2 separate regions of the Homo sapiens genome follow, and region 2 is linked to region 1. A link is a loop called in an ENCODE intact Hi-C map of the cell type or tissue named here. Cell type or tissue: HepG2. All regions are shown on one strand. Links, peaks and the distances in the headings refer to the core of each region. The heading gives the core; the rest is flanking DNA. Region 1 has its middle 14 kb from the start of ERBIN. Region 2 has its middle 64 kb from the start of ERBIN.

Region 1 (16,588 bases), core at 4,934-8,933:
CAATCGTAGTAAAGGCACCAATAATATGTACTATGCTTCCACTATTTCCATTATTTCTAAGGTGACCATATAGTCTATCATCCAAAGTAGGATACTTTGAGAGTGAACAAAGACATTATTAATAATTACACAGGGGTGGGGCTCAGTGACTCATGCCTGTAATCCCAGCTCTTTTGGAGGCCAAGGTGAGCAGACCGCTTGAATCCAGGAGTTCAAGACCAGCCTGGGCAACATAGTGAAACCACATATCTTCAAAAAAATGCAAAAATTAGCTGGGTATAGGGTGGGTGCCTGTAGTCCCAACTACTTGGGAGGCTGAGGTGGGAGGATCACTTGAGCCCAGAAGACAGAGGTTGCAATGAGCTGAGATCGTGCCACTGCACTCCAGCCTGGGTGATAGAGTGAGATCCTATCTCAAAATAATAATAACAATAAATAATAATTACACAGGGACAGCAAATGTAAAACTAAGACTGTCCTGGATCAACTGAGGCAAATGATCAAACTAATAATTTTCAACTTTGTGCCTTCTTCTGATCCACTTCTCCTCTCCAGTCCTCCCTAGTATGAATCATAATCTATTTCTATCATATTACAATATGCATACCTCTTTCCAAATCAGAGCAGTATTAAATCAACAAAAGAAGTTTATTTAGACTTCTACTTAGACTTCTGTTAGACTGCTTATTGCCCTTCAATGCATGTTTTCACTTAATACTATCTTTCTTTAGGTAATGAAATTGCTCTTTTCCTCACTTATTCCCACACTTAATAAATTTACATTTTTCTATAATATTTTATTTTAGAAAACTGTTTAGCATAAAAAATGCCATGAAAATAGCCAATAAATTGGAATTAAACATAATTCGAGGTGTAGTAAGATGCTTAAATGCCCTGTTCAAAAATGCCAACTATGTTACATAGAAACTTTATTTACTAGTTAAGTATCACATCATTCCTATTTTAAAGTCAGAGTAGGCCAGGCACGGTGGCTCACGCCTGTAATCTCAGCTCTTTGGGAGGCCGAGGCGGGTGGATCACAATCAGGACATCGAGACCATCCTGGCTAACACGGTGAAACCCCGTCTCTACTAAAAATACAAAAAAATTAGCCGGGCGTGGTAGCGGGCACCTGTAGTCTCAGCTACTCGGGAGGCTGAGGCAGAGAATGGGGTGAACCTGGGAGGAGGAGCTTGCAGTGAGCTGAGATCGCGCCACTGCACTCCAGCCTGGGCGACAGAGGGAGACTCCGTCTCAAAAAAATTAAAAAATAAAAAATAAAGTCAGAGTAAATTCTCTCTGTATTGTCAAAAACTACTGTATCATAAGCAGACTACTGGACAAATCTCACCTACGTCTGATTTAATCAGTATTGGAAAATGATGTTTTTCCATTGAGTTTTCTAAAATAATTCTGAATATACTTTGGCACACATACTTTATTCCCTTGGGATGAAATTTATTTTCTGGGAAGTGACTATAAATGCTGTCAATTTCCTTCAAAAATGCTGATCTAAATTATAACATATTTTTAAATATTTCCTCTCCCTTCTGTTTTTCTCTAGCTTCAGATCTATTATTTTAGTTTTCTTAGCATTTTTCCCAGGCTGGAGTGTAGTGCCATGATCGTAGCTCACTGTAGTCTCAAACTCCTGGGCTCAAGTGATTCTACCACCTCAGCCTCCCAAAGTGCTGGGATTACAGATGTGAGCCACCATGCCTGGCTCCAGTTTCCTTAGTTTTTAATTACTTTCAATTCTCTTGTTCTTTTAGTTTTACTCTAAGATGAATGGTTCTCTAAGATGGATGGTTTTCCAATTCTAACTTATTTTCAATTCTTTTGTTCTCCTAGTTTTTCTCTAAGATGGATGTTTCTTTCTACTTCTTGAAATTCCCTCTGAGGCTTTTTGTTTTCTTATACAAAACTATATGTAGTATATCTTTCATATCTCCTGGTATGTAGCATACCAAGCTATTAATAGAAATACTTTTTATTCTTGATATTTTATTTAATTTACCTATATCTGACCACTGGGCAACAAGAGTGAAACTCCGTCTCAAAAAAAGAAAGAGAGAGAGAGATAGAAAGAAAGAAAGAGAGAAGGAAAGAAAAAAGAAAGGAAAGAAAGAGAAAGAAAGAAAGGAAGGAAGGAAAGAAAGAAAGAGAGAAAGAAAGAAGGAAGGAAAGAAAGAAAAAGGTATGGGCACTGACATTAGCATTTACTAGCTGGTGACTTTGGATAAATCATTTAATCTCTTGTGTAATGCTTCATGATTTATAAAATAGAATAAGTCCTATCTAATCTTTCTTTTTCTTTTTTTTTTTTTTTTTTTTGAGACGGAGTCTTGCTCTGTCACCCAGGCTGGAGTGCAGTGGCGCGATCTCGGCTCACTGCAACCTCCGCCTCCCGGGTTCATGCCATTCTCCTGCCTCAGCCTCCTGAGCAGCTGGGACTACAGGCGCCCACCACCACGCCCAGCTAATTTTTTGTATTTTTAGTAGAGACGGGGTTTCACTGTGTTAGCCAGGATGGTCTCGATCTCCTGACCTCGTGATCCACCCGCCTAGGCCTCCCAAAGTCCTGGGATTACAGGCGTGAGCCACCGCACCTGGCCTAATCTTTCTCATAGGATTATTGTGGGCACCAAACAAGATGATGAACATGAAAGCACACTATCAACACTACACAAATAAAAGCTATCCTTTTTTTTTGTATCAAGAGGACTGCAATTCATTATCATCAATAAAATATAATAAGCCATATTAAATATCTATTGACTTAGTTGCTCCGTAATATACATATTTTAGATTACATATTAAATGCAATATCTATTCTCTATAAAGCCTATGCTGTAACCCATAAGAGAAAACAAGCATAAACTCACCAAATCTTATATAAAAATTTATTATTAATCCAGATGCCAAAAATTCAGAAATTTAGATAATTCTGACACTAGCTAGATTTTACACTATGAAAATGTCACTAGGCAAATAAGAAGTGTTCGTTTCAGGGAGAATAATTGGCCTACTTAAAGAAAATAAGCTTTTAAAACTCTAGAATCTGAGAATGTTCAGTAGTGGAAGAATAAGCAGGAAGAAACCTCAGAGGTCATCCTGTTTCTGCTTCAACTGCATTTTATAGCTGAGCGAACACAGGTTTGAAGACTTGCCCAAAGTCACTCTACTGGTTAGTGGCAAAACCATAATTAGAACTCAGTTCCCTCTCACCTCAGTATATGTTCAACCATGCCACATTGCTACCACATAGCAATCCAAACACGGAACAACCCAGCAGCCACCAAAGAAAAGTTTGACAGAACTATGTTGAAAACTCCTGTTGGCAAAAGACACCAAACAAAGTTAAAACATTAGAAAAAATATAAGAAACAATTTAATATCCATATATACAAAGAGCTCTTATAGGTCTGGGAGGAAATAACAATCCAGTTGAACTATTTACAAAATCCAACTGGACAATCCAATTAAACCATTTACAAAAGACATTTTAAAAGTTTACAAAAATACATATATAAAGAGCCAATCAATATTTGAAAACATGTAGGGGCTTTAAAAACCTAGGTGAGGAATAACCCCATTTGAAATGAAATGATAATGAAACTCTAGCCAGCTTTGGCTGTTATTATTGTATTTGGGGCAGTGATTGTTTTCCAGTTCTCTCAAGCAAAGAGAACTCCACTGGACTATAATTAAAGGGTGCTCCCATGACCTGAACAGAAAGGGAAGTGAACTAATCTGATGATCGTGGGTTGGAATTAAACCAGTTTAAACATGGTCCCTGAAACTAGACAAGAGTCTTTCTGGTGCCACTCTCCATGAATGTCAGTAGGGAAGTTCATGGAACTTTTTGAGGAAGCATGGAATATTTGAGGAAGCACCATCTCAAAAGGGTCAGACCTGGGCATATCCTAGTGAACCCCTCCTTGATCATATTCCTCTAGACAGACCACCAGGCTTCTGGGTATGTATTTGCCATAGTTTTCCCAAATTCCAATAATTACATACTTTGCCCAATTCCAATAATTATATACTTTGGAAACCATGGATTTTAAAATAAGGGCTGAACAGTGTGAGATGGCAGCAAATTGTTCTGGCAAATCAAAAGTGCTGTTTGTGTAATGGATTTAAGGCCCTGAAGGGAATTAACTCTCAAATTCTCCTAGGTTAAATGGATTAAAGTTCTATTTGGACTAAAGAATCCTATGGAAGGATCTAAGGAGGCCAGTGCAGGAACAGCTGCAGGAGTCAGGGAGAGAGAGGAAGAAAGTCTTTCTCTTTCTGCCTCTATTTATAATATGGACTTTATCCGCTCTTCACACTTCCTTGAATTTACTTCCTGCCAGCTATTATAAAGACAAGTAATAGGGAAAAAATACGGGCTCAGGTAGAAGAAGGGAAAAAACTAGGCTCAACATAAATTTTATTTATTTTTTTTAGATGGAGTCCCACTCTGTCGCCCAGGCTGGACTGTAGTGGCACAGTCTCAGCTCACTGCAACCTCCAACTCCCGGGTTACAGCAATTCTCTTGACTCAGCCTCCCAAGCAGCTGGGATTACAGGTGCCCGCCCCACCACACCCAGCTAATTTTTTTTGTATTTTTAGTAGAGACAGGGTTTCGCCATGTTGGCCAGGCTGGTCTTGAACTCCTGACCTCAGGTGATCTGCCAGCCTCAGCTTCCCAACGTGCTGAGATTACAGGTGTGAGCCACCACACCCAGCAACATAAATTTTTAAAAGACTAAAACAGGCTGGGCACGGTGGCTCAGGCCTGTAATCCCACCACTCTGGGAGGCCAAGATGGGTGGATCACTGAAGGGCAGGAGTTCAAGACCAGCGTGATCAACATGGTGAAAGCCTGTCACTAGTTCAAATACAAAAATTAGCTGGCATGTTAGCCTAGCATGGTGGCAGGCACCTGTAATCTCAGCTGCTTAGGAGGCTGAAGCAGGAGAATCACTTGAACCTGGGAGGCAGAGACTGCAGTGAGCAGAGATCGTGCCATTGTACTCCAGCCTGGGCAACAGAACAAAACTCCATCTCAAAAAATAAATAAATAAAAAATAAAGGACTAAAACAGACCTAAAACTAGGAATTGAAATAACATCTTTTTAAAAGATTAAAATGTTTGTAGAAAACGAGATGAGAGATGTGAGAGTTAAAATTGTGAAAAAGAGCAAGTAGAGGAAAAAAAAAGATTTAGGGTTAAACTTTCATAAAAGCCAGAACATGAAATGGATTTCAGTATAATGTATACATAAGAAAATTTTTCGATAAATATTTAAAGATGAATGGCATTAACATTAAAAGACGTATTGATTTAAAACTTGTAAATCTATAATATAAAAAATAATAAAACAGTAACAAGTTCTGAATTAGTTAAAAAGAAAGAGAACTGCTAGAAGTCATTCAGTTCCTAAGTGAGTCTGATTTCCCCTGGAAAGAGGATCCTGCAGCACCAGGAGCCTCCGGGGTAGAGAATTAATGAAACAGAAGGCCACTCTGAAACTGCTCTGAGACCCTGAAGCTCATGGCTCACAAAGTGTCCTTCTCAGCTAGCTGTGCAAGCAAGCATCTGACGCCTGAAAGCCCAAGCTTCTACAGCTGATCCAAGCAACACAGCTCAGCCTCTGTAAACTTCTCCCAAGCCTTCCTCCATTCCCTCCTCCTCTTCAATACATTCCTATCAGAATAATAAATTAGGATGCTGGTTAATAGATAACCTGCCTGTACAAGACTATGTAGCTCGGAAGTTGGAGAGCTGGAATCTGAACCCAGCAACCTGAAAGACCAGAGCATAAATGCCAACCATAAACTATATGTAAACCTGTAACTACTTTTAATGCCTGCAACAGTAGATTTCCCACACCATGTATAAGCCAACATTTTCACTTCTAATCATTGGGTTTTGTTTTGTTTTGTTTTAAATCCACAATCTTCTGTCAAATAAAAACAAAAAGTTTTAATTTCAACTTGAAATACTTCCTGTTTTTTCATCTTCCTCTTCTTCTGCTCCTTTCAAACAAAAGCTGATCCCTTTCTTTTATTTTTTCCTCTCCATAAGGGCAATATGTATGTGTTATAGAAAATAAAGGATTTACAAAGTATACAAAGGAGGACAAATAATTCCACTGAATACCAACAGCTAAAAATAAGACCCTGATTATGTTGTTATTCAAGTGCCTGAGTATAACTATATAGACTAGGTGATTTCAAGGCCCTTGCTCCAGAACATAATACTTTTAGGTAGCAGCAATATGTGATTATGCTAGATCCATAACTAGAGTCACATCTTTTTTTGTGAGATCGAGTGAAAAATGAGCCACTCTAGTTTGGTTCTTCAGTAGCTTACCTTGTGGTAAAAACATGTGTTTTTTTCTTAACTTTATTTATAATCATACCGTCTTATTTTACCAAAAAACAATTGTATTGGGATCTTGCTGGTAACCATTCCTTATACGTGTGTAATGGAATATAACAAAAACAGAGTGAACATGGCTCACTCAGTGATGATTTTCAATACCGATATACTAAGTGGTCTCTAAGATCTTGGTATTCTTCCCTTTTCCTTTAATGTAAATAGGACTCATTGATGGTTCTCAGGCACTAGTGGAGAAGATAGTTTAAAAATAATTCCCAACAGAAGTTTCCATTCACAGATTCTACCTTTTACTTTCTCACGCTACCTCATTTAAAGTCTTTTGTGTTTAAAAGTATGTAATAGCCCTAAAAGAAGGTATTATGTGTTTCATCTGTTGCTCCAGAAGAAGTGAAAAACCAGACTATTAACCTGCTGTGTAATCCCTGCACGGACCACAACGCCTTTCAGTGGGAAGCCAGGCTAAGCCAAGAGCAGGGAGGATTGCAGTTTAAACATTGCAGGGTCAAGTTCAACATTTGTTCCATTCACAGAACTCCCACTGACATCAATGGGAGTTTTGTGCAGAGTAGAACTTCTTCCTCAGTTAAATTATTTCTGTAGTGCCTTCTATTTTTCCAGAACATATTCCACAAAGAATGTAATAAAGTATATGTAGTACTTCTCTTTTTTTCAGGCCTATTATTAATTTTAATAAAATTCCATCAACAAAAAAAACATTTTTCTTATAGGACATGATTTAGAAGGTCATTTTGCAGAGAATGTGAAGAGACTTTCATATAATTCTAGAGTCATCTGTTTGCAATTTTTGAGATTTTTTGGTATGTGTGATGTAAAAAGCACAGTTGAATTCAGTCAACAGCCTTTGAACCTCTGAAACTTTGTGCCCTATGATACATCATAATTGACTGATTGGGTACACAGAGTTCTTGAGCTTCTTAGATCAAGATACGTGGAGCTAGATATCAATTCCACAAGTATTCTGAGGTAAATAAAAGTCGCTAAATAGGAAAAGTAAAAGCACTGAAATTTATGTAATTGTTGGCAATCTACATTAGTGAAGAGTTGGAACACTATGTTGTAATTTTATTGGGTAATATAGTAGCATCAATTACAATTGAGTATTTTAATAAATAAATACTCATAATTTATAATTACTCATTGTTTATGTGACTTGTAATTTTAAGGGAACTTCTACTTTAGTATAATATTAGATTTTCTTTCTTTGCATAGCTATAGGTATTATCTAACATTTCTGTCAGTTTGGGAAATTACACACTAATTTACATTACAAAATGAATTACTGTATCTAACACCATAACTTAAGGTCATTTTTGACATTTCAGACTTAACAGAAAATCTAAGGTTTCTTATAAGCCAAAGGAATACTCCAGATTCAAAAATCTGGTATATGTTTTGCTTAATATTCAGAAATATTTTTAAACAGATTGGATTCTAACCATCATTAGTATTCTTTAAAAAGCTTTGGCATGATACATTGATACTTCACATAAGGGAGATGCTCCTTTTTTTCTGTTGCTCAGGAGAGTTTTTCAGAAGGCAATCTGTGGAAGAAGAAAGCTGATAGAAAGTAAAAATAGAGGCTGAGGAAGGAGGATCGCTTGAGGGCAGGAGTTCAACACCAGCATAGTCAACATAGCGAGATCCTATCTCTACAAAAAAATTTTTTAAAATTAGCCAGGTATGGCAGCATGCACCTGTAGTCCCAGTTACTCTGGAGCCTAAGGTGGGAGGATTGCTTTAGCCCAGGAGTTCAAGGTTCCAGTAAGCCATGATCACACCACTGCACTCCCATTTGAGTGACAGAGTGAGATCCTGTCTCGGAAAAATAAAAAAAGAGAGAGAAATGGCACTTTTCTGGCCTACCCACTCTTTGTTATCACTAAACATCAGCCAACTGCAACATTTTATACTGAATTTTAGTTTTCTAGAGGTCCATTCTTCTTTCAAACTGTAACTCCGTCAAGTCTTTCAGAGAATCATGAGATCACACAAACTACTACTTATTAATAGTGTGCTCAATCAGTAAAATCTTCTGAGGAATTCAAACAAGTGTCAGCTATCATCGATATTTACAGAGTGTCTATTATGGACCCAGTACTAGGCTGGGCGTTTCACATGTGATAAGTCATAAAGTAATTTAAAAGACACCAAGTTATGATGTTTTGCATAAATCTATAAGGTATATGCAATTCTAAGAGGAATTGGTTGTTCCATGGGCCTGGGAATCAGCAAAGTCCCTACTTGTGAGTAACCGTGATATGTAGACTGTCCATTCTTTTGTGGCCTTTTGAGTTGGGTACTGTTGTGAGGTTTTTAAGGATGCTATGGCTGGCAGTTTAAAAATATGTCCACAAATTCTTTGACATTACTGTCACCGAGAGGTGCAATCTATGAACCCTCTCCTTGAAAATGGGCTGTTTTTTAATTCTGTTTCAACCAATAGAGTACAGAGGAAATAATATGGTGTGACTTCCCAGGTGAGGGCATAAAAGGCAATGCAGCCTCCACCTTGTTCACTGGAATACTTGCTCTCGAAGACATCAGCTGCTAAGTGAGCATTCTGACTGCCCTGAAGGTGCCATGTATGGGAAAGGCCAAACTAGCCCACATGGAAAGACCACTTGGAGAGGCCCTGTGATTACATACAGGAAATGAGAGACAAAGAGAGAGAGCTCCCTGGCCAGCCCCCAGCTGCCCCACCCTCCCTTCCCCCTAACTGTTCAGCTCCAGCCATAATATATATATTATATAGTTTGGCCATATAAATTACATAAATGTTTTATATGTAAAATAAAATTGTATTTATTTACTTATTTAGAAACAGGGTCTCCCTCTGTTGCCGAGGCTGCAGTGCAGTGATGTGATCATGGCTTACTTCTGTCTCCACCATCTTATAATATATCTCTGACTATATATATATATGTTATATATATATAACTATATAATAAGATAGATAATAATAAGATAATAAACTCATTTCATTCCTTCTTCCGTTATCCTGTTCCCTCCCTTTAGGGAGTCATTTCTATTAGTTTTGTTTTATGTTATATTTTTTAAAGATTTTTCATTCATTTATGTTCATTTTGAGACACCACGAGGGATGACAATTAGGCTTTACGCCAAATTGCTACAGTAATTTTTAGGATCATGACAGTTGTAGATTGAGGAAGAATTAGTCTTCTGATGAAGTGGTCTTCATGAAAACAGGTCATTTTGGTTTTTATCCCCTCACTGCTTCCTCATCAAAGTCTTTTTAAAACGGAGAAGTAGTTCTCTGCCTCTCTTCCTCATGGTTATTTACCTACCACATCTACTAAAATGTGCTTATCTAGTTAAAAGATTTTTTAAATGGTTAGAAAGTAGAATTCATAATAGGATTTCATTTTACATATATAGATGTTTGCAAGAGGAAAACTGGTGACAGCTAGATCACAAAAATTTTTTTCCAGGACATTGGAATAATTTATTCAAGTCAGTATTTCATATCAATTTAGGTTTGTGAGGTTGGCAAGCTTTCATTGAGTTGGCTAAGGCTTAATACATTTGGTACGATATCTCTGGTTTCAGCTCCACACCTCCAATCTCATTCTTTTTTTTTTCCACAAGACTTTATTTATTTATTTTTATTTCCATAGGTTTTGGGGGAACAGGTGGTGTTTGGTTACATGAATAAGTTTTTTAGTAGTGATTTCTGATATTTTCTTGCACCCATCACCCGAGCAGTATACACTGTCCCCTATTTGTAGTCTTTTATCCCTCTCCCTCCTCTCACCCTTTCCCCCGAGTCCTCAGTGTCCATTGTATCATTCTTATACCTTTGCATTCTCATAGCTTAGCTCCAACATATCACAAAATATTGAAGCTACTTATTTATGGAGAGTGAAATTTAAAGTGATTTCATTTTCATTCGTTTTTATCTCTATTTTCTCATTTTCTATATGATAATATACTCAAATAATGCTAAAAAGGTAGTTTTCTTTCCCTTACATAAAAAGATAAAATATTCATTTTAAAATAACCACTCAAAAGTGGAATTGCTGTTTCATGGGTGTAGTTTCTGTTCGGGATGATGAAAAAGTTCTAGAAATGCATAGTGATTGATTGTTTCACAACCTTGTCAATGTACTTAATGCCATTGAATTGTACAATTTATAATGGTTAAAATAATAATGTGTATTATGCATATTATACCACAATTTAAAAACTACATAAAGAAGTTAAAAGTATTACTACGGATGGGCTGGGCGCAGTGGCTCACACCTATAATCCCAGCACTTTGGGTGGCCAAGGCGGGCGGATCACTAGGTCGGGAGATCGAGACCATCCTGGCTAAAACGGTGAAACCCCGTCTCTACTAAAAATACAAAAAATTAGCCTGGCGCAGTGGCAGGCGCCTGTAGTCCCAGCTACTTGGGAGGCTGAGACAGGAGAATGGCGTAAACCCGGGAGGCGGAGCTTGCAGTGAGCTGAGATCGGCCACTGAACTCCAGACTGGGCAACATAGTGAAACTTAGCCTCAAAAAAAGAAAAAAAAATGTGTATATATATATATATGTGTGTGTGTGTGTGTGTGTGTGTGTGTGTGTATTTTTACTACAGATGATCCCTAGAATTAAATGAAACTTCTTATGGACCATGATCTTGCCATGCTTCACTTATGTTCTTTAGACCAGCATCCAAAACACATTATTACTTGCTTGGTATGTAGGAGTAAAAAATATAAATTAATATTTATTGAGGGGCTGAGTTTTTCTTTTTTCTTTTTTTTCCCACAAGCCTACAAAGTTGATACTTTTCTTTTCTTTTTTCTTTTTATTTCTTTTCGTTTGAGACAGGTTCTCACTCTTGTCTCCCAGCCTGGAGTGCAGTGGTATGATCTCTGCCCACTGCAACCTCCACCTCCTGAGTTCAAGCGATTCTCCTGCCTCAGCCTCCCAAGTAGCTAAGACTACAGGCAGCCCCACCAGGCCCGGCTAATTTTTGTATTTTTTCTGGAGATGGGATTTCGCCATGTTGCCCAGGCTGTTCTCGTACTCTTGGGCTCAAGTGACCCTCCTGCCTTGGCGTCCCAAAGTGCTGGGATTACAAGCGTGTGCTACCATCCCTGGCCTCATTTTTTTTTATATATATATGCATTTTTTTCACATAGAGGGGCTGAGTTTTTAAACATAAAATGTGTGTACATTTTACACACAATAAGTCATTTAATAGTCCCCAAAGTCTATGAGATAAATACCATTATTATCTCCATTTTGAATATGAAGAAACTGAGGCTAAGAAAGTTTAAGGCCACTCAGCTAGTTAAGTGTCAAAACAGGGTCTGATTCAAGGTCTGTTTGACATATCACTGCTCTTCACCTCCTTGTTAGAGCAATTTGACTACATCAGCTCTATACAGTGTTGCCATATAGAAACTTGTTACACAGCATCTCCATGGTTATGAAAAATTCTTTCCTAACTTTCCAGCTATGAGTTTACTTAAAGAGTCTGCCATGTTTATTTTTAAACTTTTCTGTTTCCACTATATTTTAAAAACTGATTAGGCCAGGCACAGTAGCTCACGCCTGTAATCCCTGCACTTTGGGAGCCCGAGGTGGGCAGATCACAAGGTCAAGAGATTGAGACCATCCCAGCCAACATGGTGAAACCCTGTCTCTACTAAAAATATGAAAATTAGCTGGATGTGGTGGTGCACACCTGTAATCCCAGCTACTCAGGAGGCTGAGGCAGGAGAATCACTTGAACCCAGGAGGTGGAGTTTGCAGTAAGCCGGGATCGTGCCACTGCACTCCAGCCTGGCGACAGAGTGAGACTCCGTTAAAAACAAAACAAAACAAAACAAAACCCCAAAAAAAAAACCTGATTAACAGAGTTTTCATGGAAATCATTCACATGATTATTATTCTTATTAACTTTATCATCATGCTAAACATGATCATTATGGTACATTTACTTTGGTTAGAGACAAAGTCAACAAGAAGATGCAATTTAAGATGCATTTTGAACACATTTTTCTGAAGCAAGGTTAGTAGCTTTCTGGAAATGATGTAGAAAAGAATCACCCAATTATCTTTCTAAATCCATCAATTCAGAGTCTACAGGGTCCAAAGAGAGGACCAAGGTTTGGTCCTGAGTTTAAAAAACAGAGTCAGCTCACACATTCTTTTTCCAATTTGGAAGCTGAAGTTTTATCCTTTGCTAGTATACTGGAAGGGCAGCACATTAGTTCTAAGACCCACCCCTTACTTCTTCCTCATACTCCAAAGTTCTTAGGAGTGAGTGCTGGTTAAGGGTTGGTAGAATTTATACGCACTAGGATCTTCTGGCATGGCTTAGAGTTCCTGCAAGGACCCTAGAATGAATTCACTCCCTTAGATGCTATTATGAGTTTCAATTTTGAACCAGACCTCTGACCCACTCTTCGACGAGCAATTAATAGGAACAAGTTTCTTTGAGACCCTTGGACTGACCCTTTGGATACTGAAGGCTCAAGTTTGGGATGCAGTAAGCTACCTAGGATTTGAAGTTCAGATGAGCAATGAAATGAAACAGTGTACTGGAAGCCTGCTAATAACTTTGCACTGCATTGACTTAATTTCCCCAAATAAAATATAATAATGAATTCATTTAAAATAAGGAAGCTATTTTGAGAGCTGTCAACACAAATGGAAATTTGGGAGCTGTGCAAACTCACTACTGAAAGAAATATGAAAAACAATTAAAATTATCAATATTACCCATGCTTTTAGTACGAGGATGAAAAAGTAAAGTTCATGCCAAGAATTTGTTCAGTCATGCAGAACTGAAGTCTGAGCATGCAAGTGACTCAATCAGAATCAAAGGAGGATAATGAAATAGGCCTTTGAGACATATAAAGAACATATAAAAATTGGATAAAGACGCAGAAACAAACAAACAAACAAACAAACCACCTCCCACATTCTTGACCCTCATAGAGTCCAAAATATTTGACACTGAGAATATCTTCCACTCTCCTTGTTAAGCCCCTATAAGAAGTTCTTTAAATGAATTTCAACTGCCCATAAATGTGCCCCAGCCATTGTACAAATGATCAGCATTAAACTTTCTCATTTGGAGTCAGGCATGGTGGCTCATACCTGTAATCTCATCACTTTGGGAGGCTGAGGCAGGAAGATTGCTTGAGTCCAAGAGTTCGAGGCTATAGTGAGCTATGATGGTGCCACTGCACTCCAGCCTGAATGAGACCCTGTCTCCTAAAAAAAAAAAAAAAAAAAAAACCCATTTGAAAAGAAGGCATTTTTACCACCCTAATTCAAAGGTTACAAACCTAAATAACCATGGAAAGGCATGCACAGGAAATAATAAATGTATATTCAATGTCCATTACCCTTGTTCATGAGGGAAGCTTTGAAATAGAGAATCCAAAACAAATGTTAACCTCCAAATCACTCATACTTCCACTTGAAGTGTATTTGTTAATTGTAAATTGTTTCCCTATTTTATCTTTACTTAGGTGAGGGCTTCAAAACTTCAGCACTATTGACATTTTAGACTGGACAAGTCTTTGCTGTAGGGGCTGTTTTGTGCATTGTAGGATGTTACTAGTGTCCCTGGTTTCTACCAATAGATGCCAAAAGCACCTCATATTTGTGGCAACCAAACATGTTTACAGACATTGCCAAATGTCCCCTTTGGAGCCAAAATCTCTCCCAGTTGGAAACCACTGATTTACACTGCTATAAAGATTAGTTCACCTTTTCTGCTGGGCACACACCAGCTGGACAATAGGGAAAGTGATCTAGGAGAGAACAAGATGAAGCTGGCCCAGGACAAAGAAAATGTATTGCAGATAACCTGCAGTGTGGATAATCAACAAGTAATTCATGGGAATTAAATATATGGTTGGGAGCATCTTATTAGAGTCAATTGGTAGACAGTGAATGATTGAGGTTGATATGAATACCAGACGTAGTTATAATCACCTTTCGGCTACCCGACTCTGGCTGCTGAAGATCAAATCAAGTATTCCTTTTATAGAACTGCATGACTTGATACACATTGTGCATTTGAGAGCTTGCTTGTTTTTCAGTCATTGACAGCTGGTCTAGAAGAAAGGCTGCCAGACACTTGGGTCATACAACCAATCTCAAAATGCATATTGGGCCTGAGAAGATACAGAGGTGATGACTAAGTATTTTAAGAAGGAAGAAGTAATCACTTCTAACTTAAATGTAATTTGATGGTGTTTCTGCCACATTTAGGCAAAATGTGTTTTAGCCTCCTTTATGTATTTGTATATATTTTATGGACAAAACTTTTATTTTTATGAGAAAGTCTTAAGTTATGACAACAGGATGGTTCATGAATTGGTACTCTGAAGACCACTAGTGCAAAATACAGGCTAAATCTCATGCCCCCTTCCAGTCACTACCTCCCCCTTCCCCACTAGACCAACTTCTAACAGTATAAACTTTCGCCTGTTTTTGTACTTTATGTAAGTGGAATGCTATGTGTATTATCATGTCTGTCTTCTTTCACTTGACATTGTTTTGTGAGATTCACCCAGGTTGTTGTAATTTGTTCTTTTTCATTGCTAGCTGTTATTCCAATGAGTTCATATACCACAATTAATTTCTCTACTGTTGGGTTGTTTTCAGTTTTAGATATTAAAAACAGTTATTTTCTGAAAAAAAAATAGGCTAAAAGGTGCATTCATTAGGAAAACATGTATGTTGACTGTATTTTGTGTGTGTGTGTGTTATTCTATTAATCATACTGACTGGGTCCCGAGCTCTTTTGTTTTCCCAGTGTGAGACATTTAACAAAAAAGGTATACGGATGTGCCCACGGACTGGAAAATAGTTTACTCAGTTGTAATTAATTAATTTTTTTTTTTTTGAGACGGGGTCTCGCTCTGTCACCCAGGCTGGAGTGCAATGGCATGATCTCGGCTCACTGCAACCTCCGCCTCCCGGGTTCAAGCAATTCTCCCGCCTCAGCCTCCTGAGTAGCTGGGATTACAGGCATGCGCTATCACGCCTGGCTAATTTTTGTATTTTTAGTAGAGACGGGGTTTCACCATGTTGGTCAGGCTGGTCTCGAACTCCTGACCTTGCGATCCACCCACCTCGGCCTCTCAAAGTGCTGGGATTACAGGCGTGAGCCACCGCGCCTGGCCTAATTAATTAATTAATTAATTAATTTTATTTTGAGACAGAGTCTTACTCCGTCACCCAGGCTGGAGTGCAGTGGCATGATCTCGGCCTACTACAACCTCTGCCTCTTGGGTTCAAGCGATTCTCCTGGCTCAGCCTCCCTCATTCTCCTGAATAGCTGGTATTACAGGTGTGTGCCACCATGCCCGTCTAATTTTTGTATTTTTAAGTAGAGACAGGGTTCCACCACGTTGGCCAGGCTGGTCTCAACTCCTGACCTCAAGCGATCCACCCGCCTCAGCCGCCCAAAGTGCTGGGGTTACAGGCATGAGCCACCATGCCTGGCCTACTCAGTTGTATTTATATCAAGTTCAACAATCATACTCTCTGCATTCTTTTTTTTTTTTTTTTTTTTTGAGGCAGAGTTTCATTCTTGTTGCCCAGGCTAGAGTGCAGTGGCGCGATCTTGGCTCACTGCAACCTCTGTCTCCCGGGTTCAAGCGATTCTCATGCCTCAGCCTCCTGAGTAGCTGGGATTACAGGCGCCTGCCAACACGCCCAGCTAATTTTTGTATTTTTAGTAGAGACAAGGTTTCACCATGTTGGCCAGGCTGGTCTTGAACTTCTGACCTCAGGTGATCCGCCTGCCTCAGCCTCCCAAAGTGCTGGGATTACAGACATGAGCCACCATGCCTGGCCTCTACATTTTTATTAATAGATTTCTATCTACTTACCCACTTAGAGAAAAAGCTAGAATTAAGAGATGTGTCCAGGGGTTGATCCTTGAATTCTGTTTGTAAAACAATTGTATTAGTGAACTTAATGAAGACCCCAGAGAAGGCATTTACTGCATATCTAACACAGTGCCTGGCTCTTAGAAGACATGTATTTGTTGAATGAATGAGTAAATGAGTTGATAGATGGAAAAATGACTGTTGGGGCAAAATCAATATGATTAATTTTGTTAAATGTTATTTAAGCAAATAATGTTAAAAGGAATTTGCCCAAACGCAGACAGCCAAAAGATGAATG
Region 2 (16,588 bases), core at 6,476-10,475, 52 kb after region 1:
TCTAAGACTTAGGATCCTCATTTGTAAAATAAACATAAAAATAGCAACTACTTAATGGAGCTGTTGTGAGAATTAAATGAGACAATATAAATATAGCAGTTAGCATAGGCTTGGCATTTAGTTGGTACATGACAAGTCAAGAAATTATTGTTAGATTGTTACTTTTTTTTTTTTTCTGAGACGGAGTTTCACTCTTGTTGCCCAGGCTGGAGTGCAATGACCCAACCTTGGCTCACCACAACCTCCACCTCCCAGGTTCAAGCAATTCTCCTGCCTCAGCCTCCTGAGTAGCTGAGATTAGAGGCATGCACCACCACACCCGGCTAATTTTGCATGTTTAGTAGAGATGGGGTTTCTCCATGTTGGTCAGGCTGGTCTCAAACTCCCGACCTCAGGTGATCTGCCTGCCTCGGCCTCCCAAAGTGCTGGGATTACAGGCATGAGCCACCGCTCCCTGCCAGATTGTTATTCTTTTGACCCTTTACAAGGTTCTTTAATCAACTCAACCTCACATAATATTTTATTATTATGACGAAAAGTACACAAGATAAGTATTATTATAGCCCTTTTAAAGATAAGGAAATTTTCAACCTCACATAATATTTTATTATTATGATGGGAAGTACACAAGATAAGTATTATAATAGCCCTTTAAAAGATAAGGTAAGGAAGGCCTAGAAACATTAAGAATGTGCCCAAGATGGAATAGCTGCTTGATGACAGAGCTGGGACATGCATTTCATTATGTTTTATATAAAATTAACCATAACACTAATTTGCTGATTCAAAATAGGGTTAAACTATTAAACAGCAGTGAAACTGGTATTCTAATCAGAAGGTTTTTTTAAATTCATGAGTAAGGTAAATGTTGCTAGACACTGATTTTGGAAATTCTATTATTCCTTAAAAACAGCCACAAATTTCTTCTATTAGCAGCAGCAGAAATTATTTTTAAATATTAAACACTTTATATGCTTATATATGTGTGTTTTAAACATATGTTAAACATTTAATTACATTAATTAATTTCGAGACAGGGTTTTGTTCTTTCTCCCAGGCTGGAGTGCAGTGGCCAGATCTAGACTCACTGCAACCTCTGCCTCCCAGGCTCAAGCGATACTCCCATTTCAGCCACCCAAGTAGCTGGGACCACAGGCGCGCCACCATACCTGGCTAATTTTGTGTTTTTATTAGAGATGGGATTTCTCCATGTTGGTCATGCTGGTCTCGAACTCCTGACCTCAGGTGATCTGCCCGCCTCAGCCTCCCAAAGTGCTGGGATTACAGGCGTGAAGCCACTGTGCTGGCCTGTTAAACACTTTGTATCCCTTTCGATCATCAGAATCACCCTCTGAGGTAGGCATTATATTCTTTTTATGGATGGTAAAACAGTAATAGCTAATATTTATGGCCATTTTGTTTGCATCAAACATTGTGCCACGTATTTTACATGCATTATCTCGTTTTAATCAGTTCAACAACCTTCTGAGATAGAGAGCCACTATTATTATCCCAGTTTGCTAATGGAGAGAATATATATGCAAATTTGCTATTAGAATTGAAGAACAGGAAACTTTTTATTATACATTGTTTTATTCTGCTTAATTATGTAATTTAAAGGTCCTGTGAGGATTATTTTGTCAGAGCCAGTCCCATTAAAAATAATCGTTCAAGTAGAGATTGGGGAAAAAAGAGTTGTCAGGGCAAAATTATGCTTAAAGTATGTTTGCACATTCCTTTTTTTTTTTTTTTTTTCGACAGGGTCTTACTCTGTCACCCAGGCTGGAGTGCAGTAGTGCAATCAAGGCTCACTGCAACCTCTGTCCCCCAGGCTCAAGTGATCCTCCCACCTCGGCCTCCCAAGTAGCTGGGACCACAGGCATGTGCCACCATGCCTGGCTAATTCTTGTCCTTTTTGCAAAGACCAGTGTGATGGTTAATACTGTTAACTTCATTGGATTGAAAGATACAGAGTATTGATCCTGGATTTGTCTGTGAGGGTGTTGCCAGAAGAGATTAACATTTGAGTCAGTGGGCTGGGAAAGGCAGACCCACCCTTAATCTGGCGGGCACAACCTAATCAGCTGCCAGTGAATATAAAGCAGGTAGAAAAATGTGAAAAAGAGATGGGCCTAGCCTCCGAGCCTTTATCTTTCTGCCATGCTGATCCTGCCCTCAAACATTGTACTCCAAGTTTTTCAGTTTTAGGACTTGGACTGGCTCTCCTTGCTCCTCAGCTTGCAGACAGCCTATTGTGGGACCTTGTGATCATGTAAGTTAATACTTAATAAACTCTCATATATATGATATATATATGTGTATATATATGATATATATGTATGTATATATGATATATGTGTATATATGATATATATATATAATATTTTATATATCCTATTAGTTCTGTCCCTCTAAGAGAACCCTAATACAACCGGGTTTCTCCATGTTGCCCAGGCTGGTCTTGAATGCCTGAGCTCAAGTGATCCGCTTGCCTCGGGCTTCCAAAGTGCTGGGATTACTGGCGTGAGCCATGGCTCCGGCCTGTTTGCACATTCCTTTGATCTCACACACTCTCCCAGCTTGTAGAATAAGACGACATGCCGCGAAAAACTTGAATTTGGGGGAGTCATTGTATTAGCCAGGTACTGTCCAGTTTGAGTAAAAATAAATTCGGTTTGGCAACTGCACAGTAAATAATAAACTATTCTTAACACTTAGTAACACATCATCGGTTTTCCAAAGATAAAAACGGTGTTGGGGTCAAAGAAGTATGTTGTTTCAGGGCATATGTTGCTATTAATAAAACATTCTCTCTGCAGGAAGTATACACAGACAGCTCACAAAAACAGGAAAGTCACTCAGGAACCTGGTTTAAAACTCCTGGTCTGAACTCATGAAATTGCCCTGAAGTCATAGAGAGTAGATACCACAAATTAGAAGTCAAATGAAGAGCATAGTTTTTTTCATACTTCAACTGGTACAATTCTGTACTTTCAATCCTGTGAAGGCAGATCTAGAGAGACTTATTAATAGAACTTTTTACACCAATCCCTTCATTTTGGGGATAAAGATACGGAGAACAAAGTTAGATAACATCTAGTGTTTTTGCCTGCTCAAATCCATTTCCCCTTCTGGTAACAACCCATCCCATGGAATTCTGGGGGCTGGACTCTTTCCCGACTCAAGGTCTTTTTAGTGTAGAGAGGGGTGATCTCACCTCCAGCTTCAGGGGTGGGCATGTATCAGGCACGGACAAACAGGGTCACATTAACGCACTCACTGACAGGTATGCGGGAGATCTGAATTGATTTAGTACAGAAGGAAAACTAAACCCAAGACCACACAGTTAATGCCAAAGCTAGGACTATAGCCTGAGTCTCCCACCTCTAAGACCAGTGATCTTTTCATGCTACCATGCCACAAAACATACATAAGTTAAAAAAAAGTTCTTACTAATTTAAAAGGTAGCTGTATTTCAGTGCTAATATACCAGACTGTCTCAGGTCTGCACGACTTCCTGTTTGTATGTTAGGTACCTGGAACATAAGCCCACATTTCCTTCTATGTCCTTAAAGAGAGTAATGATTTATAGCAGGGTAAAGAGGGTACAATGATCATTTACTTTATATTCAATGTTCCTCTAAGGCCACTTATAAAAATTATCTTATGCCACCAGGATACCACTATTCATTTTAGACAATTAATGATTACACTGTGACTTATAACCATTTGAAAAGGAGGCTGGGAAAAAATGGGAGCGAGTATAGTATTACATAATGCTTAGAGTGGTCCTATGGGAGTGACTGGATTATAGGTAATTTCCCCCTCATTCCTTTATTTTCCTGGTATGGGGGTAATATAATATTTCAAAAGTAAATAAGCTGATACTTTTGTAGCAATCTGATTATTCAAAGGCCAATTAACTATGCTTCAAATTATTCAACCCCTTTGCTACTCTCTCACAACTCCCTCCTGTTTCTGTTTTGGCTGTTCATTGCCTCCTTAATTCTATCTAGGAGAAAAAGTTGTGAGACTCAAACCAGACAATATTCTGCCTATTTCAGGGCTTAATTTTCATAAGAGTACCTGTGAGAAGGTGTGGCTGGATCAGGGCCAGTGACCAGGGCGCCCAGGAAGACTGTGAACACCCAGGAAAGCCGTGAGCAATAAAGAGGGACAGTTTAAGAATTATCCATATCGATTTTTAATTAACCATAGTAACATGCCCTTTTATGACCTCAGGAAAGTGGGAGTTGGCAGTACTGTACTTAAAATTATATTTGGTTGTCACACCAGACCTCAAACACAAAATGTCTAAACTGAATCCTGTATCTTTCCCTTCCTGAAACAGTTACGCACTCCATCCCCATCTCTATGCATGACTTCCATCATCCACTCAGCCAGAAATGTGGAACTTATCCCCAACTCTTCCTCACTGGCTATACTTAAAAATCATCAAGTCCCTCTTCTGTCTTCTTCCCCATTCTCATGGTTGCTACCTCATCGATTGCTATCTGGACTAATGCAATTAATAGTTTCTCAGCCACCAGCCTCCTCCTTCCTACAGTCCTTCACAATGATCTTTCAGATAAATGGCAAATCCATTTTGAGAGTGAAGGAGAGAAAGGACTCAAGGATCACTCCAAGGTTTCTAAACAAAGCAGCTGAGTGACTAATGATGCCATTATCTGTGATACGGAACAATGGAAAAAGAGGTCCTAGAAGAAGACAACAAACTCAGTTTTGGACACGTTGAGCTTGAAGTGCATGTAGTGTACACGTCTATCCTATAATAAAACTTACCAAATGATAAAGTAATGATCATTTGGTTTGGGAGTGTCTTTCTGTTCTTAGATTGTAAGTGTTTTAAAGGTACAAATCAATCTTTATTATATATTCAGCACTTTTCGCAGTGCCTGGCACAATAAATGTTTGTTAAGTTGCAATCCTTTCTAAATTAATATATGTGGGAGCTTAAATTGCTATGTATTATATGAGTTTCAGGCTAGAGGTGGTGGCTCATGCCTGTAATCCCAGCACTTTGGGAGGCTGAGCTGGGAGGATTGCTTGAGCCCAGAAGTTCAAGACCAGCCTGGGCAACATAGCAAGACTCCATCTCTAAAAAAAAAAAAAAAAAAAAAGTTAGCCCCGTGTGGTGGTGTGCACCTGTAGTCCCAGCTACTCAGGAGGCTGAGGTGGGAGTGAGGTGGGAGGATCTCTTGAGCCTGGGAGGTCTAGGCTGCAGTGAACCATGATTGTGCCACTGGACTCCAGCCTAGGCAATAGAGTGAGACCTTGTCTCAAAATTAAAATAAAATAATTTTCATTTAAAAAAGTGTAACTCATATCACAGACCGAGGGCTAATTCCCTTAATATATAAATAATTATTATAAAATAAGAAAAAATAATCGAAGAAAAATACACAAACAATATAAACAGCTTACAGGTCAGGAAATAAAAATAAATCTTTACATATGGAAAGACCTTCCTTATATTAAGGGAGATTTAAGATTTAAGGGTACAATGAGATACCATTTTCCACCTAAGACTAGCAAGAATTAAAATGTCTACAAACTCATTGTGTTGGTGAAAGTGGGGGAAAACAGGCTTTCTTATATAATTAAGGCAAAATTTTAAATGCCCAAAGCTGTTTTCATCCTACAGATATATTCTTAGATGTGCAAGTTAGCATACTATGCAGTCATTTAGTGCAGGGGTCCCAACCTCTGGGCCATGGACTGGTACGGGTCCATGGCCTGTTAGGAACCAGGCTGCACAGCAGGAAGTGAGTAGCAGGTGAGCCAGCATTACGGCCTGAGCTCCGAATTCTGTCAGATGAGAGGCAGTAATAAATTCTCATAGGAGCACGGACCCGTTTGTGAACTGCACATGTGAGGAATCTAGGTTGTGTGTTCCTTATGAGAATCTAATGCCTGATGATCTGAGGTGGAACAGTTTCATCCCAAAACCATCTCCCCAGCCCCTGACCTCTGTGGAAAAACTGTCTTCCACAAAACCAGTGCCTTGTGCCAAAAAGTTTGAGGGCCGCTGCTTTAATGGAATGAAGCAGTTCAACGTTACTAATATAGACTAATCCCAAAGATAAATTGTTTAGTGAAAGAAGTAAGGTGTAAAGGAGTTTGGATTGTGTAGTAGCTTTGGTGTAAAACACAAGACTATACATACATATACTTCTATATACAAAGTATGTTTCCGTAAGAAACTGGTAATATGGTTTCCTCTGGAGAAGAGAACTGTAGAACTGAGATGTAGATAAGAGAGAGACTTTTCACTGTACACTCTTTTGTGCCTGCTGAATTTTGTGCCATGCAAATATGTTAAGAATTTTACCAAAAGTAGAAGTATGTCTACTCTACGACCCAGCAATTCCACCCCTTGGTATATACCCAAGAGAAATGAGTGCATATGTCCACCAACAGACATGTACAAGAATGTTTGTAATAACTTTTCTCATCATACTAAAAAATCGAAAAACCCCTAAATGTCCATCAACAGGAGAATAGATATATAAATTGAAGTATATTTATTTAATGGAATACCATACAGTAATAAAAAAGAAAAAAATGATGACGCAACTGAACAGGAAAATAATGTTGAGTTACAGAAGCCAAAACAAAAGAGTAAATACTGGGTGGTTCTGTTTATTTCAAGTTTAAAAATAGGCAAAACTTATAAATGGTGATAGAAGTCAGAATAGTGGTAACTATTCTGGCAAGAGTAGGCTAGGAGTATGGGGCAAGAGGATATTGACTGGGAAGAGATAAGAGAAATTGTGGGGTTGCTGGGAGTGTTCTGTGTCTTGAGCTGGTGGTGGTTAAATGGGAATATACCTATGTTAAAAAAAAAAACTGAGTTGTACACTAAAGCTCACTAAATACACTAAATGTATTTTACTGTATGTTATACTTCAATAAAGACATTTTTAAGGCATGAAAAATACACCTTACCAATTTGAAAAAAGTAGATAAAATACTATTAAACAATTTACCTAAATATCAAGTGACTTCTCCCTTTACATTGATAAAAGTCAATGTGGCTGTGTGTGGTGACTCACACCTGTAATCCCAGCATTTTAGGAGGCTGAGGCAGGTGCATCACCTGAGGTCAGGAGTTTGAGACCAGCGTGGTCAACATGGTGAAACCCTGTCTCTATTAAAACTACAAAAAATTAACCTGGCATGGTGGCAGGCACCTGTAATCCCAGCTACTTGGGAGGCTGAGGCAGGAGAATCGCTTGAACCCGGCAGGCAGAGGTTGCAGTGAGCAGAGATCACACCATTGCACTCCAGCCTGGGCGACAAGAGCAAACCTCCATCTCAAAAAAAAAAAAAAAAAAAAAAAAAAGTCAATGCAACTTTCATACTAAGAACCAATAAAAAAAAATAGGGAAACTGCTAGGGATTTCTTTAAACTAAAGAGAGAGAAAAGTAAAGCAACTATTGATTGTAACAATAAAATTCTGATTAAACCAATTATAAAAAACAAAATGAAAGAATTATCTATTATGACCTTAAGTTCTCAAAGACTGTAACATAATGCTTCGGCCCATCAGGGGCTAAAAAAATTCTTTCGTAAATTTGTTAAACAACTTTTAGAAATGTAAGCGTATAGGAGAAAGCTTTGACTGACATTTTTTCAGGGGATGCCATAGTAACCGAGAGAGAGTTCAGTTTGTTGAAAAGTGGTAGTTAGACTTGGAAGGGACAAGGGCAATGTGGAGTAATAGGGTTTATCTGGTCCACAGAGAGGTAGAACAGTGGTGATCTTTGTAGAGAAAAGGTCAGAAGAACCAGGTAGTCAGGAAGAAGAGAGAGAGAGGCAAGAAAGAGACAAGGCTCTAGGCACCCAGAATGTTTAAAAGTGAACAAAAAAAAAGGTATGTGATACTATAAAACAAATTGCTTTAGGATACATCAGGAAAGCTCAAGAATGAGAGGAGGGAGGGGGACAGTTACCCAAAGTGAAAGCAACAAGTCCTGCTTTTTAGACTTTTTCAGTTCAGGAAGGTGCCAAAGGCAAGTATTCAGGTCAGCCCTCTGCACTGAAGGATTTCAACTTCTAGTTTATTAGGGTTTTTTCCCCCTAATAAGTTACTTCTCTGATTAAAAAGTAATAGAAGCTTATTGTAGAAAATTTGGAAAATGCAGAAGAATATTAAGGAGAAATAAAAAAATCACTCAGAGATGAACACTGTAACATTTTGGTATAGTACAATTTATTTTTCCTTCCTTCCTTCCTTCTTTTTTTTTTTTTTTTTTTCAGAGTCTTGCTTTGTCACCCAGGCTGGAGTGCAGTGGCGTGATCTCAGCTCACTGCGATCTCAACCTCTTGGGCTCAAGTGATCCTCCCATCTCAACCTCCTGAGTAGCTGGGACCACAGGTATGCACCACCATGCCTGGCTAATTTTTGTGGTTTTGGTAGAGATGGGGTTTTGTCATGTTGCCCAGGCTGGTATAGGGCAATTTCCAGCAAACAGAGAGCAGCAAAATGTCAAGTCAGTGAAAGGCTCCCTTGCCTTGGGAACACAAATGTTGTTTATTCTTGGAGATTCATCATTTTATTTTATTGGTGCATTTTTTACTAGAAGATTCATGACGGCAGAAAATTTTGTCTGTGTTGTTCATTGCTATATCCCCAGTGACTAGCACATAAGTGGCATTCCAGGAATATTTGTTAAATTACCTTTTTTTTTTTTTTCACATTTACTTAGGAAGATTAGCTGCTATTTCTTATTTTTTCCCTTCCATAATTAAAACATTTTAAATCATTTTCATGATCCATTTCATGACTTTTCTAATTTACCAGATCAATCTAGTCATTAAGTAGATCTATCTGTTGAAGTTGGGAAAATGTCAAATGTAAACTAAAGCTTTGTGGTTTATATGAGTGTCCCCATTTTATTTCTTCTATGAGGCCTTTTCATGCACTATCCCTGAAAACTCGCAAAAACGATTCCTTCCATTCTTTATGTTAATCTATTGTTCATATAATTTATCAAAAAGAACTCGAGGCCTGGTGTGGTGGCTCATGCCTGTAATCTCAGTGCTTTGGGAGGCCGAGGCAGGAGGATCGTTTGAGGCCAGGTGTTCCTAAACCAACATATTCAGATCCTTATCTCTACCAGACCAAAAACAAAACAAAACAAAACTTAGCTGGGCATGGTGGCATGCACCTGTAGTCCTAGCTACTGAGGGAGGAGGATCTCTTGAGCCCAAGAGTTTGAGGCTGCAGTGAGCTATGATTATACCACTGCACTCTAGCTTGGGGACAGCATGAGATCCCATTTCTATTAAAAATAATAATAATAACTTGAAAATCAATTTAACATCTAGGGCATTACAGCTTATTTTTTAAAGGAAAAACAGGATTTTTTTAAAAAATTTATGTTGGGATACTATATTTTTTCCCTCCAAAGCAGGGGTGAGACCTCTTGGCTCACTGCAGCCTCCATCTCCTGGGATCAAGCAATCATCCCACCTCAGCCTCCTGAGTAGCTGGGACTATAGACACACGCCACCACACCCAGCTAATTTTTAAACTTTTTGTAGAGACAGGCTCTCCCTATGTTGCCTGGGCTGGTCTCAAACTCCTGGGCTCAAGGGATTCACCTGCTTTGGCCTCCCAAAGTTTTGGGATTACAGGCATGAGCCACTGCATCCAGCCAGGACTTACCTTTGAATAGTGAAACATGATCAAGGAGATTCCATGATGTTTAGAAGTCTATGAAGGAAGAAAGAATATTAAATATCTTGCAGTAAAATTTTTCAAGGAGGGCAGATGAAATTACTCAAGCTTGAAATAGAGCCACAACTCTGCAGTCAACAGTCTCACTGTTGGAACTAAAATAAGACCCTTGAAATCCTCCAGAATCAGAGGTAGCCAGGATCCTTCAAACACCCCAAGCCAACAAGGCCTCAGTGCCCACAACATAGTTATTTGTGGGGTGGGGGATAACAAAAGAATCACACAGTTAAGCAAAGAGGGGTTTTATTTGTTCACATAACTGGGAAGTCTGGAGGTAGACCTAAGCTAGGCATGGCTGGGTTCATATCAGGGTTCTCTCCCAGCATCTACATGATCAAATCTCAGGAGAGACTGATCGGTACTGCTTGGAGCATCTACATATTTGCTGGAGCAATAATACTAATCAGAGAATAAGTGATTTGAATTGGCAAGGCCTGGGCCACATGTCCATCCGTATGAGTAGAAAGTGGGATCAGCCTCACTCAAAATAAGTGAGGTGGATTTTCCATGAGAAAGAGGGGTTCTGTCAACACCTGGAGTAGGAAAGGGTATTAGTGACAACGTCAAGCCCTGTGCCCCTGGAAAACAGCAAGGATCAGGAAACCATCTCCCTCCAACTTTTTTGTTTTGTTTTGTTTTGTTTTGAGACAAGGTCTTGCTCTGTTGCCCAGGCTGGAGTGCAGTGGTGAGATCTTGGCTCACTGCAACCTCCGTCTCCTGGGTTCAAGTGATTCTCCTCCCCCAGTCTCCCAAGTAGCTAGGACTACAGGTGCACACCATCACGCCGGTTAATTTCTGTATTTTTAGTAAAGACGGGGTTTTGCCATGTTGGCCATCTGGTTTCAAACTCATGACCTCAAATGATCTGCCTGCCTCTGCCTCCCAAAGTGCTGGGATTACAGGCATGAGCCACTGCGCCCAGCCTCCCTCCAACCTTTGTGTTCCAGGAAATGACTTACAGCAAATAATTGCCCTTCCCCATACGACTTAGAGACTTGGAGTGACCCCCTTGTCTAACTATGACAAAGCCATATAGAGATCCTCTAATTTCCCATTCTTTGACTCATAAATGATTAGCTGACCTGTTTGTTTCCACAGGCCAATCTGGACAAAATGCCTGCTAACTGGGCTAAACTTTAGTCAGGCCTCTGTCATTCTTCCAAGTCCCTGAACTTGGCCCACCCTTAAACATTAGAGCTAGGAACAAGCCCTCCTTAATGGCCCCTACTGAGACTAGCGTACCCAGCAGGGGGAACTGTTCCCTGACGCACCGCAGGATAACCTGCTCATCCTGGTAGACCTCACCTGCTTCCTTCCAGCCTGCTTTCCTCCTCCCTGTAAAAGAAAAGCCCTTTTCTGCCTGGTCTTGGAGATGCTTGCAGATCTTACAGTTGACCATCAGAGCATTCTCTCTATTATAATAGTCCTCTTCCTCTTACTGCAATAACCCTTTTGAGTAAAGTCTCACTTTACCTCTGTCCAGATTTGCTATTTGACCCTGGCCAGAGAAAACAATAGATGTCTACCACAACACACTATTATCCAGTTGGATGGGGCTTGAGGGGATGAAAATTAGTTACACCCTCCCTCTAGCTCTCAGTTTTGAGTCAGTGGAGACATAGAAGCAGGGAATCTGGGAGCTCAAAATGTCAGTCTTAAAAAGGAAGGAAGTTCTGACACCATGCTACAACATGGATGAGCCTTGAAGACATCATGCTAAGTGAAATGAGCCAGTCACAAAAAGGACAAACACTGCATGGTTCCACTCCTATGAGGTATCTAGAGTAGTGAAAATCATAGACACAGAAAGTAGAATGGTGGTTGCCAACGGCTGGAAGGAGGGGAAAATGATGAATTGTTGATTAATGGATATAGAGTTTCAGCTTTGCAAGAGGAAAAAGTTCTGGAGACTGGTAGAGATTGGTTAATGCAAATATAATTAATACTACTGAATTGTACACTTAAAAATGGTAAGATGATAAATTTTATGTCATCTATTTTTTTAAACCACAATAAAAATTATTTTTTAAAAAACATTAGTTCACAGCTAATAAAGCTGGTTGGAGAATGTGGCATAGTCTGTGGCCAAATGGGCTTACTGATACTCACTTCCCTGAATTAAAATAAACCTCTTCTAACTTCAGTCCTTTTTGCAGGGCAGGGCTTACTCTAGGAAACTTATTGCAAGGTAAGTCAAGTCCTTAAGGTCTGGCCACTCAGAGAGAAAGAGGGGCTGAGTCACACATTTAGCAATTCTTTCCCTCAATCTTGCCAAAGAAGGTGCTTTTTCCCGAGGAGAGAGTGAGACAAGGGAAGAAGCCCAAGCATCCCAAGCTGTCACTCGTGGGGAGCAGACAGAGAGCTGAGGGGATAAGCATTCACCCCTAACCAGTGTGTTGAAAGAAAAGCTGGGTACCTGTAATCCCAGCACTTTGAGAGGCTCAGGCAGGTGGATTGCTCGAGCCTAGGAGTTTGAGACCAGCCTGGCCAACATGGTGAAACCCTGTCTCTACTGAAAATACAAAAATTAGCCAGGCATGGTGGTGCGTGCCTCTAATCCCAGCTACTTGGGAGGCTGAGGCACCAGAATTGCTTGAACCCGGGAAGCAGAAGTTGCAGTGAGCCAAGATTGTGCGACTGCACTGCAGCTTGGGCGACTGAGCAAGATTCTGTCTCAAAAAAAAAAAAAAGAAAAAAAAAAGAGGAAGGAAGAAAGAAATAAGGAAGGAAGGAAGGAAGGAAGGAAGGAAGGCAGGCAGACAGGCAGGCACATTAGGGCAAGGCTCTCATGCCTGTGATCCCAGTGCTTTGGGATGCCAAGGCAGGAGGGCTTGAGACCAGGAATCTCAGACCAGCCTGGGCAACATGGAGAGAACTCATCTCTACCAAAGCAACAAAACAAAATTAGCCGGGTGTGGTGCTGAGAGCCTATAGTCCTAGCTACTAGGGAGGCTGAGGCAGAAGGATGGCTTGAGCCCAGGAGGTCAAGGCTACAGTGAGCTATGATAGTGCCACTGCACTCTGGCCAGGTGGGTGAAAGAGCAAGCCCTGTCTCTAAATAAATAAATAAAAAGAAAGACGATATTAGAATATAAATTTGAAAATTTATAAAGATGATAAAATTTATCATCTTACCATTTTTAAGTGTACAATTCAGTAGTATGAATTATATTTGCATTAACCAATTGTATTCACAGTATCACTAGGATAACAGGATGTAAAGTGATCTTTCTTTTTTCTAAATTAAACAAATATTATTGTTATGCCTTTTAAAACATAATTCTGCTAACATCAGAAGTACCACATTTATAATAATTTGATACACACAATTTATTAAGTGGCTAAAAGGGAAAAAACAAAGAGAATTATTAATGTACAGTTCACATTTTATAATTATGCTAATTATTTTCTGGCTTTTTCTCATGTAAGGTTCATTAATATCATCAGTGAAGCTGAACAGTTTCAGAATGCTTTTAATTGACATTAATGCCAAAACAAAAGGATAATTTTCCATCGTAAACATTTATCTGATCAACATGTTTTCATTTGAAAAAGAAATACATTCCCCTCAAGCACAAAAACTTTAAGATCAGATACAAGTAGATTAGATATATTTGACTGGATGCACATTTTTAAAAATATATATAATTTAACTCACTATAGTGCTAAGGACCTTCCTAGAGATATTGGATGTGCTTCCAACATCTCTATGGAGAAGGTAGTGTAGATTTCATTTTGCTAGTTTATCAGATGAGAGTAAAAGAAGCGTATTGTGCTAAATTATGTGCTTCAGACCATACAACTAAGGAGTGAAATAGCTGCATGTAAAACTCCATTCTCTTTTCTCTGTGCTTTTCAAAGAGTGTGTGTTTAATTATAAGCTTTTCTGCTGGGCACGAAGGCTCACACCTGTAATTCCAGCCCTTTGGGAGGCTGAGGCAGGAGCATCAGCTGAGGTCAGGGGTTTGAGATCAGCCTGGCCAACATGGTAAAGTCCTGTCACTACTAAAAATACAAAAATTAGTTGAGTGTGGTGGCGTACCCCTGTAATCCCAGCTGCTTGGGAGGCTGAGACAGGAGGATGGCTTCAACCCAGGAGACAAAGGTTGCAGTGAGCCGAGATTGCACCATTGCACTCCGGCCTGGGCAACAGAGTGAGACTCTGTCTCGAGGAAAAAAAAGAGCTTTTCTCTCTCATTTAATGTAATGAAAGGTTATCTATGAAGGTTGCAGTTATTCACAATCAGATTTTAAAGAGAAAAATTATTCATATTGTGTGTAAATTATACTTCAATTAAAAAACTTTTTCAATATAAAACAAAGTCAGAGAAAACTTTTCTCTGTGGGAACTTCAGGCAAATGAATGAGTACATTCAGAGTAGGCTGCAGTATGACACTTTGGATAGCACAGGGCAAAAATATTATACTTTGCATCTTTAAAAAAGAGGTCACATAGATACTGCTATGTCAAAATTGTATATCCTCTATCAGCCCAAAGCACATTTGGCTTGAATAATTTCCACATCCTCAGAGACATTCATTCTCTAAGGAATCAATCCATTTAGGAAATTATGTCCTAGAACTTGTACTAAAAAATGAAGGGGGCTTATCTATCACACTTGTTTTGAGAGGAAAATGGTGTGCTTTAGATAAAACATTACAGTGACCAAAATACCTCCCATCTGTCAACTTTATATTCCTCTCATTCACTTTCACATCATGCACTTGGTAGGACTCATAGGAGAAAAGCAGACAAGAACCTATTTTTACTGCTGTTGAAAGCATGCCAGTTTGGCAAGGGTGTGGAGCAGTGGGCACTCTCATGCACAGTAGGAGTATAAATTGGTTCAGCCTTTCTGGAAGGTAATTTGGCAATATACAGGATGTCAACATTTTAAATAAGCATATCCTTTGGCCCAGAAATTTAATTTCTGGGAATTCATCCCACTGAACAAATTGGACAAACATGCAAAGATATACATAAAAGGCCTTCATGAAGCATTGTTTACAATAATGATAAATTAGAAATCACCTACATCTCTATCACTAGGGGACTGATTAAATACATTATGGTAGATCTGTTCAGTGGAGTATTTTGCAGTGCATTAAAACGACCACGTGGCCGGGCGTGGTGGCTCGTGCCTGTAATCCCAGCACTTTGAGAGGCTGAGGTGGGCAGATCACCTGAGGTCAGGAGTTCAAGACCAGCCTGACCAACATGGAGAAACCCCATCTCTACTAAAAATACAAAATTAGCCGGCCATGGTGGCGCATGCCTGTAATCCCAGCTACTCAGGAGGCTGAGGCAGGATAATTGCTTGAACCCGGGAGGCAGAGGTTGCAGTGAGCCAAGGTCACGCCATTGTACTCTAGCCTGCGCAACAAGAGCAAAACTCCGTCTCAAAAAAACCAAACAAACCAAAACAAAACCATCATGTACACTTGTGTTTATTGCTAAGAAAAGGTTACAAAACAGCATCTGGATTGTGAAAAGTTTTCTACATGCATAGGAAGAAGCCTGGAAGGATGCATAACATAACATGATTATCTCCGGGTTTCAGGGTTTCAAATGATTTTTACTTCTTTATTCCTTTTATGTTTGTTGAAACTGTCCCATCAGCATGTATCACTAGTTTAATCATAAAATATACGTCATAGTAGTCAGCTTGGGCTGCCATAACAAAATACCACAGATTGGGTGGCTTAAGCAACAAAAATTTATTTCTCCCATTCCTGGAGGCTGAAAAGTCCAAGATCAAGATATCAGCTGGTTTTGTTCTTGGTGAGGGCCTTCTTCCTGGCTTGCAGATGGCCTGTTTTTCACTGTGTCCTCACATGGTAGAGACAGAGAGTGAGAAAGACAGAGAGAGAGAGACAGACAGACAGACAGACAGACAGACCAAGAGCCTTGTACCTCTGCCTGTTCTGCTTTTTTTTTTTTTAGGGTTTTTTTTTTGTTTTTTTTTTTTTGAGACAGGGTCTCACTCTGTTGCCCAGGCTGGAGTACAGTGGTGCAATCATAGCTCACTGCAACCTCCAACTCCTGGGTTCAAATGAGCCTCCAGCTTCAGCCTCCTGAGTAGCTGCCACTACAGGCACACACTACCACACCTGGCTAAGTTTTATTTTTTATAGAGACAGGATCTCACTTTGTGGCTCAGGCTGGTCTTGAACTCCTGGCCTCAAGTGATCCTCTCACCTCAGCCTCTCAAAGTGTGGGATTACAGATGTGAGCTGCTGTACCCAGGCTCTGCCTCTTTTTTTTTTTTAGACAGGGTCTTGCTCTGTTGCCCAGGCTGGAGTGCAGTGGCGTGATCTCGGCTCACTGCAACCTCCATCTCCCAGTTCAAGCAATTCTCCTGCCTCAGGCTCCCGAGTAGCTGGAACTACAGGTGCCCACCACCACGCCCAGCTAGTTTTTGCATTTTTTTAATAGAGATGGAGGTTCACCATGTTGGCCAGGCTGGTCTCAAACTCCTGACCTCAAGTGATCTCCCCACCTTGGCCTCCCAAAGTGCTGGGATTACAGGCATGAGCCACTGCGCCCGGCTGCTCTGTCTCTTCTTATAAGGGCATCAGTTCTATAGGATTAGGGTCTAACCCTTATGATGTCATTTAACCTTTATCACCTTCTCATAGGCTCTATGTCTAAATATAGTCACATTGAACGTTAAGGCTTGAACATATGAATTTTGTTGATGACATGTCTTCTGGCTTAAAAAACAATTAAGACATGTATGTTAGGCCCTTCTTGCATTGCAATAGAGAAATAGAGCATGGCGGATCTCGGCTGTAATTGTAGGACTTTACGGGGCCAGGAT

The links. Peaks named below come from ENCODE experiments on the same cell type or tissue, not always from the same donor. Only the 100,000 strongest peaks of a DNase experiment are listed, where the experiment ranks them.
Region 2: it touches region 1 in a loop (2.7-fold over the local background); 15 of 110 quality-filtered maps call a loop at or near these places.

What each region holds. Positions count from the first base shown.
Region 1 is chr5:65,903,985-65,920,572 of GRCh38, reverse strand. No RefSeq gene overlaps it. Among named protein-coding and RNA genes, the nearest start is that of ERBIN, 14 kb to the left of the region's middle. In HepG2, for the core only: no CTCF peak of the experiment used is centred there; a DNase peak (open chromatin) is centred at 6,862; H3K4me3 peaks cover 577 bases.
Region 2 is chr5:65,853,963-65,870,550 of GRCh38, reverse strand. No RefSeq gene overlaps it. Among named protein-coding and RNA genes, the nearest start is that of ERBIN, 64 kb to the left of the region's middle. In HepG2, for the core only: no CTCF peak of the experiment used is centred there; no DNase peak of the experiment used is centred there.